2 separate regions of the Homo sapiens genome follow, and region 1 is linked to region 2. The links are chromatin contacts, found by Hi-C or POLR2A ChIA-PET in ENCODE. All regions are on one chromosome and are shown on one strand. The core of a region is the stretch at or near the end of the contact, and the rest is flanking DNA. Distances in the headings are between cores, read along the strand shown.

Region 1 (5,022 bases), core at 1,908-4,407, 280 kb before region 2:
AAACTGTATAACAAGCAAAGACAGGAACACATTTTTTTTTTTTTTTGAGACGGAGTCTCACTCTGTCACCCAGGCTGGAGTGCAGTGGCACGATCTCGGTTCTCTGCAAGCTCCGCCTCCCGGGTTCAAGCCATTCTCCCGCCTCAGCCTCCCAAGTAGCTGGGACTACAGGTGCCCGCCACCACACCCAGCTAATTTTTTTGTATTTTTTAGTAGAGATGGGGTTTCACCGTGTTAGCCAGGATGGTCTCAATCTCCTTACCTCGTGATCCACCTGCCTCAGCCTCCCAAAGTGCTGGGATTACAGGCATGAGCTACCACACTCAGCCAGGAACACTTAAAGAAACAAAATCACCTGAATAGTCAAGGCACAGTGGGCTTAAGAAATTAAGATTTTTTTTTTTTTTTTTTGTGAAACAGTTTCACTCTGTTGCTCAGGCTGGAGTGCAGTGGCACAATCTCAGCTCACTGGAACCTCCGCCTCCTGGGTTCAAGCAATTCTTGTGCCTCAACCTCCTGAGCAGCTGGGATTACAGGCACACACCACCACGCCTGGCTAATTTTTGTATTTTTAGTAGACACGGGGTTTTGCTATGTTGGCCAGGCTGGTATCAAACTCCAGACCTCAAGTGACCCACCCACCTCGGCCTCCCAATGTGCTGGGATTACAGGCGTGAGCCACCACACCCAGAAAGAAATTAAGATTTAAAAGATCATCCTGTAGCAGAAATCACAACATAATGAATGAGATTATTTAACATTGGGATGCTCATAGGGCCAGGGTATCTCCCAAACTCTAAAAATAAAATTAAGGCAACTAAAAGAGCAAGGATGGAATATAAAGTTATCTAAGTAAATTCCAATCTATTCTAGTCCTTTTCTTGATGTCAAGTAAGGGTGTTTGCTGATAAGTGATTTTTATAGTACTATTATTATTATTTAAAAAGCAAATTAGGGTATATATAAACAGGAGAATAGAGAAACTGGTTGTATAGTTATACAATGAAATAATACTATATAAAGTATGCAATAATAAAGATGAACAAACTTATTCATACAACACTGATAAATATCAAAAACATTACACTGTGTCAAAGAGTATATAATGTACACAGCATATGACTCCATTTATACGACTTTCAAAACAGGCAAAACTAATCTATGATGGGGAAAAAAATCAGGACCATGGCTGCCTGATAGGGTACGAGAAACAGCAGAAGGGACCAGCCTGACTAGGAAGGGACATGAGGAACCTTTCTGGAGCGAGAGTAGCATTACATAGTATATCTCCTGGTAAAGGTTTGGGTTACAGAGTACCACAGTCTCAATGTCGGTGTCCTCCCCAAAATTCATTTGTTGGAACCGAATACCGAATGTGATAGTATAAAGAAGTGGGGCTTCTGGGAGGTAACTAAGTTATTAAGGCATCGCCCTCATCAATGGAATTAGTACCTTTATAAAAGAGGATGAAGGGAGCACCTTAGACCCTTCCGCCACATAAGGACACAGCAACAAGGTGCCGCCTATAAGGAATGGGCCCTCATCGGACACTGAATCTGCCAGTACCTTGACCTTGCCCTCCAGAACTATGAGCAATAAATTTACACTGTTTATAAATTACCCAAGTATTTTGTTATAGTAGCCCAAACTAAGACATACAGGTATGTGCATTTGTCAAAACTCACTGAATACTATGCTTGAGAGATGTATTTTTCACTGTATATAAATTGTACTTCAAAACTTAAAAACAGGCTGGGCACGGTGGCTCACGCCTGTAATCCCAGCGCTTTGGGGGGCCGAGGCTGGTGGATCACAAGGTGAGGAGATCGAGACCATCCTGGCTAACACAGTGAAACCCCGTCTCTAATAAAAATACAAAAAAATTAGCCGGGCATGGTGGCAGGCCCTGTAGCCCCAGCTACTCGGGAGGCTGAGGCAGGGGAATGGCGTGAACCCGGGAGGCAGAGCTTGCAGTGAGCCAAGTTCGCGCCACCGCACTCCAGCCTGGGCAACAGAGCCAGGCTCCATCTCAAAAACAAAACAAAACAAAACAAAAACTTAAAAACAAATGTTAAACTCTAGTTAATGATATGCATGCTGAAGTACAGAAGGGTAAATGTATTGAGTCTACAATTTACTTGGAAAATAAAAAATAAGATTAATAGATGGATAGAAGGATGGAAAGCAAATAAAGCAAAATATTACAGAATCTAGGTAGTAAATAAATGGATGTACAATTCTTGATTTCTCATGATAAAATGTTATGGGGGAGGAGAAAATCAGACACTAGAGAAATAGTCTCTCTTTCCATAAAGTTATTACTCAAAGAACTGAAACTTATTCGGAAACCCTTCTTAAAATACCCTCTTTCATTCATTACCCTCTTTCATAACTAAAGTGAAATATTTACTCAAGATCTCTAAATTTCCTCTGTGTTGATTTTTCTATAACCCAGCAACCCATTAACTGATTACTGATTGTTTCTCAAGTATCTTGAAGTCACAAAGGGGAACTTCCAGTCTGAGACAAATGTATAACAGATTCAAGCATTATGGTTACAAAGCATATTCTAAAAAATTTTAATAAATTGGTTCCTTGCTTTATTATTAAAATAATTAATCTTCCTGTTATCTCTGTTTTTTCTAACCAAATGTTCTCTTTTCTGTTTGTTTAGCAGAACTGCCTCCCCAAAAGTCTTAAGAAACCTTCAACTTAAAAAAGAGTTTCTGGTTTTGGAAAGCAAAAGACCAGATCATTGTACAGTGAAAACTACAAAATGTTGTTGAAAGAACTGAAGACAGATAAATGAAAATATATCCCATGTTCAAGGATAGGAAGACTAAATATTGTTAATATGGAGACATTCCCCAAATTCATCTGGAGATGCAATGCAACCCCTACCAAACTCCAAGCTGGCTTTTTTGCAGAAGCTGACAAGCTGATCAAGCTGACAAGCTGACAAGCTGATGAAATTCATATGTAATTTCAAAGGACCCAAAACAGCCAAAACATGCTTGATAAAGAAGAATGAAATTGTAGAAGTCACACAATTCCTGGTTTCAAAACCTATTACAAAGGAAGTACTCAAGACAGTGTGACATTGGCATAAAGACAGAAATTAATGAAATAAAATTGGCCAGGCGCGGTGGCGCATGTCTGTAATCCCAGCACTTTGGGAGCCTGAAGCAGGCGGATTGCTTGAGCTCAAGAGTTCAAGACCAGCCTGAGCAACATGGTGAAACCCCATCTCTACCAAAAATACAAAAAATTAGCCAGGCAAGGTGGTGGGTCCCTGTAGGCCCAGCTATTTTGGGGGCTGAGGCAGGAGAATCGCTTGAACCCAGAAGGCAGAGGTTGCACTGAGCCGAGATCGCGCCACTGCACTCCAGCTTGGGCAACAAGAGCGAAACTCCATCTCAAAAAAAAAAATAGATAACCAACTTAAATGTAAAATAAGAGCTAAAACTGTAAAACTATTAGAGAAAACATAGTGTAAATATTTGTGACCTTGAATTAGGTAAAGTTTTCTCAGATATACCAAAAGCACAAGCAAAAACAACAAAAAGATAAATAAGAATTCATCAAAATTAAAACTTTTGTGCTCTAAAGGACACATCCCCAAAAAACGTGAAACCACCACCTACAAAATGGGAAAAAAATTTGCAAATCCTGTATCTGATAAATAACTAGTAACCAGAATACATAAATTTTACAACTTATGGCCGGGTGCGGTGGCTCAAGCCTGTAATCCCAGCACTTTGGGAGGCGGAGGCAGGTGGATCACGAGGTCAAGAGATCGAGGTCATCCTGGCCAGCATGGTGACACCCCGTCTCTACTAAAAATACAAAAATTACCCAGGTGTAATGGCACACGCCTGTAGTCCCAGCTACTCGGGAGGCTGAGGCAGGAGAATCACTTGAACCCGGGAGGCAGAGCTTGCAGAGAGCTGAGATCGCGCCACTGCACTCCAGCCTGGCGACAGAGCGAGACTCCATCTCAAAAAAAAAAACAAAACAACAACAACAAAAAATAAAAAATAAAAAAATAACTGGCCGGGCACGGTGGCTCACGCCTGTTATCCCAGCATTTTGGGAGGCCAAGGCAGGCAGATCACTTGAGGTCAGGAGATCGAGACCATCCCAGCTAACACGGTGAAACCCCGTCTCTACTAAAAATACAAAAAATTAGCTAGGCATGGTGGCACGCGTCTGTAGTCCCAGCTACCCGGGAAGCTGAGGCAGGAGAATCGCTTGAACCTGGGAGGCGGAGGTTGCAGTGAGCTGAGATCGCGCCACTGCACTCCAGCCTGGGCGACAGAGTAAGACTCTGTCTCAAAAAAAAAAAAGAAATTTTACAACTTACAAGTAAAAAGGCATACAACTCAATTTTAAAACATGCAAAATATTTAAACAGACATTGTTCCAAAGTAGATACACAAATGGTCAATGGGCATATTTAATGATACTCAACATCATCAGTCATTAAGGAAATGCAAATCAAAACACAATGGAGATGCCACAGGGTTGGCTATAATCAAAAAGAGCAGCAATGACAAGTATTGGCAAAGATGTGAAGAAACTGGAGTCTTCATACATTGCTGGTGGGAATGTAAAATAATGTAGTTGCTCTGGAAAACAGGGTGGTAGTTTACTCAAAAGTTAAACAGAGTTACCATATCATCCCGAAATTCCCCTCCTAGGTATTCAAATAAGAGAAGTGAAAACAGGTGTTCACACAAAAACTTGTAAACAAATGTTCACAGCAGTATTATTCATAATAGCCAAAAACCTGAAACAACTCATTATCCATCAGCTGATGAACAGATAAACAAAATGTGGTATATCCACATGGAGTATTATACAGCCACAAAAAGACATGAAGTACACTACAACATGGAAGAACCTTGAAAACGTTATGCTAAGTCAAAGAAGCCGGACACAAAAGGTCATATATGGTATGATTCCACTTATGTGAAATGTCCAGAACTGGCAAATCCATAGAACCAGAAAGTAGATTCATGT
Region 2 (5,155 bases), core at 755-3,254:
ACATTGGTTTAGGAAATCATAATAGCCGATGTCAGCTGCTCACTATATACTAGGCACTGTTCTGAGCACTAATGTGAATCCGTTCATTTAATTCTCAGAAGTATGCTGTGAAATTTACACTAGTATCATCACAGAGGAGACAGAGGCACAGGGATTAAATAAGGTGCTCACATCACTTAGCAAGATTGCAGCCCAGGCTGCTGGGCTCCAAACTTTGGCTAAGGGAGATTTGGGACGGCCCCAGTGGTGGGATCCCAGTCCATTCCAGAAACTGCTTCTGAATCTTCTCTCTGACTATGGGGGTCTCTTCTCACACCTCCATACCCTCCAGCCACCACTCAGGCCTGGGCTGGGCTGTGTGTCTCTGTTTTGGACTGTTGCCCTGGTCCTTGGCAGAGAGACACTCCCCTTTCTGGGCCTGAAAGACCCACCCCCTGGCTTTAGGCTGTTCTGCAGCCTTTTCGGGAGGAAGCAGAGGATGGGCCTCTGTCCTCCCGATCAAGTCCCTTCTGTCCCTCCTCCCAGAGACAAGTCCACCACAGCCTTGGAGAGCAAGCAAACACACTGGCCCATGTCATTATTGAGACCAGGTGGCACTGGATCTAAAACATCTTGTTCCTTTCTCTCAGCTCTGCTTCTTTCGGCCTGGCCACTCATCCCTCCATGGCAAGGACAGCTGCACATCTCACCCCTTCCTGTGTCTATCACCCCAAAGGGAAGGTGCGCTCCACTTCCCTGCTTGCTCCAGCAGCAAAATCCTGGGGAAGGTGTCTGAGTGGTCTGGCCCTGGCCACACACCTAACCCAGAACCAGTCACTCTGCCTGGGGCTAGGAGAGAGGGAAATTGTGCCAGGCAGCCAAAAGCAGTAGCCACCCCAGGAACACTCAGGGAAGAGGGTAGCAGCTGCCAGGAAGAAGAGAAGACGTGGAGATTAAAGCTGGGCGGGTGGTTAGGAGGCAAGCGGGACCCAAGATCTGGCCCTTTGTGTGTCTACCTCAAACAGGAGGTAAGACAGCAGCAGAGGGAAACTTTCCTTCTTCACCATTTGCTGGGTGTGGACCAAAAATACCAAGACTTGTATTCACACACACAACCTCTAAACACACGTGCTTCTATATGTATTAAATAAATATTGGCACATACACATGCTTAAACACACATCCCTGGACACTTTACACTCCATACAGACACCTACACAATCACAGGCATGTATACTGCATCAGTCAGGATAGGCAAGGCTATGCTTCATTAACAAATAACTCCAAAACCTCTACTGCTTAAAACCAAAGGGCTTGCTTCTTGCTCACGCGACATGCCAGTCACAGCTTCTGCACATCATATCACCCCAAGGCCCAGACTGATGGAGAAGCCACTAGCTCAAAGCTTGCTGGTCATAGTGCCAGAGGGAAAGAAAGACCTCTGGAAGATGTTGCATTGGCAATTACATTCTTCTGCCGGGAAGTGACACTTTCTCTTCTGCCCATTGGCCAGAACTGGTCATATGGCCCCATCCAACCACAAGGGGGCCAGGGAGTGCAATTCGGAAGAGGAGACCCAGAAATATTTAGCAAATAGCACTAGCGACTAGTGAGTAGGGCGCGCGCGTGCGCACGCACACACACACACACACACACACACACACACACACACACTTACTGCTCTTCCCACGGTCTCCTTATTTTATCCTTTTGTGTCCTGGACTCCTAAACAATTCCCTGTCCCTAGTAATCAGGGTGGAAAGTCTCCTGCCAGGAGCCAGAGGTTGTGGAAACTTACATCCCCCTTCATTTCAGTCCTGTCGGCTGCCCTGAGTCTCCCCGTCTCACTCTGGGCCCCATCATCCATCTCCCTCCCTGCCCATTCGTCTGAGCCTCCCCTGCCCCAGCTTCTGCCTCCTGCCAAGAAGAGATAAAAGAGACAGCTGCGTATTTATTCAGTGCTACTTCTACTTCTCACTGCTGCCCCACCACTTGCTTCAAGCTCCCCGCTAGCATCCTCCTCCCTTTCTTCTTTCTACGATTGCCTGAAGAGCTAAGCGTGAGCTAGTGGCACCCAGAGAGGTGGCTGCTACGGGGGAAGGGAGGAATGAGGGGAGGGGGGACCTCAGGGCCCTTGGGGGTGACAGGAGAAGGCAGACATGAACAAAAACTCAGAGAGGGCATGAGATGTAGAATAACACTCACAAGCGGACAGAGACAGAAAAGAAACACAAAATGTGGCAGAGAGAAGCAGAGACGCAGCGAGGGACAGAGGCAGATGGAAAGAGACACAGATTGACAGAGACAGAAATAAGTGGAACAGAGACACAGAGACTGGGCCAGAGGAATGAATGCAGAAAGAGAAAAGATGGAAGGTAGAAGTGGGGATGTGTTTAGGGTGTGTGTGTATGTTGCTGTACAGCTCTGGTTTTTAAGCCCCGCTTTCACTGAAATGGATTCATGAAGGCAGGTGCTGTGCTATCTTTAAAGATAGGGAGAGGATGTGGCACTTTTGAAGCCAGTGGTGCAGGTTTAAGGCCAGGCCATAAGCTCAGGGCGCTGGCAGGGTTTCCCTGGAGATCTCTGGTGCCAAGTGGTCAGCTCCACAGCATTAGCTCTGTGGTCGGAGGAGGCTGCAGGTCTGAGCTGTGAATGCTTCCTCAGTGGCCTCAGCCACACTTCTGCTCCAGCTCCAGCTCTGCCTGCAGCAAAGGGACCCTAGGAGAAAGGGGAGAGGGGCGGAAGCAGTCCCTGCCCTGTGCAGGGGATGAAGGGGGCCCAGGCTGAAAACGGAGGTAGATTCCTATCTTTAAGGAGCCCTGAGTCTGAGCAGAGGTTTGAGCCTCATTCATTCCTTCAACACATGGTCCTGGTACCCTACCCTGTGCCAGGCCCCAAGACACAGTGGAAGACAAAAGCCATGTGCCCTGTAGGTTTTAGCCTAATGGAGGAGACAGACCACAAACAAACCACAATTATATAACAACAAACCAGGTTCGGTGCTACAAAGTAAAAGGGCGTCATCGTGGGAGAATCTTGGCGGTGGGGGCTTCTTTACACTCAGGAAAGTCTCTCCAAGTAGGTGATACTGTGGCCAAGACCTTCCAGATGAGAAAGAGCCAGGTAAGAGGAAAAGTGGGGGTGGCATGGGGTGGGGAGTGGGGACACCAGCCCAGGTGGCAAAAACAGCCCAATTCATAAAGCGACACCCAGCTTGGGCACTACTCCAAGGTGAGCCCGCGGCGTCGGAGTGGGTCAGCCGGCTGTTCAGGAGCTGGCAGGGCAAGCCTCCATGGACTGTGGGCTTGATTTTAGGGACAATGGTGAGAGACACGAGTGGTGTCCACGCACTCATGCTGGGCACCTACGGTGTGCCGGCCCGAGCTGGGGGCGGGAGGCTAGCTCAGTTGTTGGGATAGAAGTAAGAAGACCTCGGGGCAGAGGAAACCAACGAATCTGATCAGGTCACTCCTTGGGTTAACTCCCTCAGCAGCTCCCACCACCCTCAGGATAAAGGCCAGACCCCTCAGCAGGGAGGCAAGGCCCTCTCACCCTGTCTGTTCCCCATCTCCTCCCTCTGGCCCTTCCATGTGTGGGACTCAATGCTCCCTCCAGGGCCTTGCAGTGGCTGTGCCGTCTGTCTGAAACACCCTCCCCACCGCTGTCTCCTCCATTTACTGAACACCTAGCCATCCTTCAAGACTTAGCTCCATGCTCCCTCTTCTTAGTGAGGTTTTTGCTGAGCCCGGCCCCTCCCCAGTGAAACTGGCCATTCTCCTTTGGGCCTCACAGTACCACATGTACCAGAATACTTCACGGCCCTTGTCTGTCTGTTTCCTGCATGAGGTCCCTTAGAGCAGAGGCTATGCTGCTGGCTTAGAATCTTCAGGTGAATCACTCACCTGTGCTGCTCAGGTAGCTGATTAGAGGCAGAAGAGTTGTTCCAATGTCCACCCCCTCAACACCGCCTCAGGATAATTGGAGCTGAGCCCTCGCCTTGTCAAAAGAAGAGTACAGGGACCAGAGTCTGGGAGATTAGCCTAAGAAATGTTTTGAGGCAATTAATGCCACTCAGAGTTCAGAAGGAAGGGCAGGGTCATGGTTTGGTGGCAGAGGATCGGGAGCTTCAAGTTGGGAGAGGGTGGGCTCAGGGGTAGAGAGTGTGCTGAGGACTCAGGGTGATGAGGCAGGGACTGGGAGAGAAGATCAGGGGAGGAAAGCTGCCGCCCACTCTGCCATCAGGTACCAATGACTCAGGGCAGAGTCCATCTGGGGAGGGCCAGCGTGAGAGTCGGGCTAATCCCAGGAAAGTGAATCTGCCACAGAGAGATTTTTATCCGATTTGCCATGGTCTCCCTCCAGGGACTTCATGTTCTGCTAAGACAGAGGCAAAGAGAAAGCTCACCCCTGGAGATGACCTCTTTGAGTCTCTGGCTGTGCTTCTATTCGGAGGAAGACATAGGCGTCTGTGCCACAGCATCCCCTAGGGAGGACCTGGAGCGGGCTGCAGGGAACAGAGCTGAGAAGTCAGGGAGAGGTAGGGAAAGGTCAGGGGAAGCAAGGCAGAGGTTAAGGGAGGCCTTGGGAGAAGGCAGGGTCACAGAAACCATGAAAATGCAGGAGGCCCCAGCCCAGCACCATGGGGAGGCTGCACAAGGAGGCCCACAGAGCCCCCGGAAGACAAAAGCCAGGGTCAGAGAGGATGTGGGGCCGAGGCTAACTGCACTGACGGATGGTAGCTTCTCTTTCCCCGGGTGCTCCTGAGGGAAAGGGGGATTTCTAAAGTCCCATGTGGCTTGGGTCCCCATACACTAATCCACAGAGGATCGTATGACTAAGCAAGACCTCCTGGGCCACCAGAGCGTCCTGTCAGCATCCACTGAGGTGGGGACTGCGCTTGGCACCTGGAAAGAAGGCCCCAGTCTGCCCTGAGCCTGATGGCCAAGATGGTCGCATCTGGCCCACCGTGGAGTCAGGGCAAGGGCCTAGGTCAGAGGGAACGGGACGCCCTCCCTCCAGATCATGAGGCCTGGACAGCCGGACGGGGATCAAGACAGTTGCCAGGGAGGGATGGAAAAAAGAAGAGGTAAAGCCACTGCTGTAAGAGGCTAGCCCCATCTCAGTGGCTCAGCCTGTGAAAGTTCATTTCCTGCTCAGTCACAGTCCAGCGCCAGCA

What was found. A loop is a pair of places that touch in the nucleus more often than their neighbours do. ChIA-PET counts read pairs that join two places held with the same protein, here RNA polymerase II (POLR2A). Pooled maps may share reads with other maps.
Region 1: a loop to region 2 is called in a map with no recorded cell type, with 5 times the contacts of the local background. The contact joins two enhancer-like sites. A Hi-C loop is called at or near these places in 7 of 37 single-sample maps with no recorded cell type and 2 of 50 pooled maps. POLR2A ChIA-PET finds 5 or more read pairs at or near these places in 1 of 52 experiments (A549).

The regions. Positions count from the first base shown.
Region 1 is chr6:37,838,511-37,843,532 of GRCh38, reverse strand. All of the region lies in intron 1 of ZFAND3 (zinc finger AN1-type containing 3), which reads right to left. Among named protein-coding and RNA genes, the nearest start is that of ZFAND3, 21 kb to the right of the region's middle. Within about 2 kb of position 3,157, at least 2 of the 41 ENCODE cell types and tissues checked have a DNase peak (open chromatin) inside an H3K27ac peak, as active enhancers do.
Region 2 is chr6:37,556,985-37,562,139 of GRCh38, reverse strand. No RefSeq gene overlaps it. Among named protein-coding and RNA genes, the nearest start is that of MIR4462, 4.1 kb to the right of the region's middle. RefSeq lists enhancers at 297-466, 4,812-5,021. Within about 2 kb of position 2,004, at least 2 of the 41 ENCODE cell types and tissues checked have a DNase peak (open chromatin) inside an H3K27ac peak, as active enhancers do.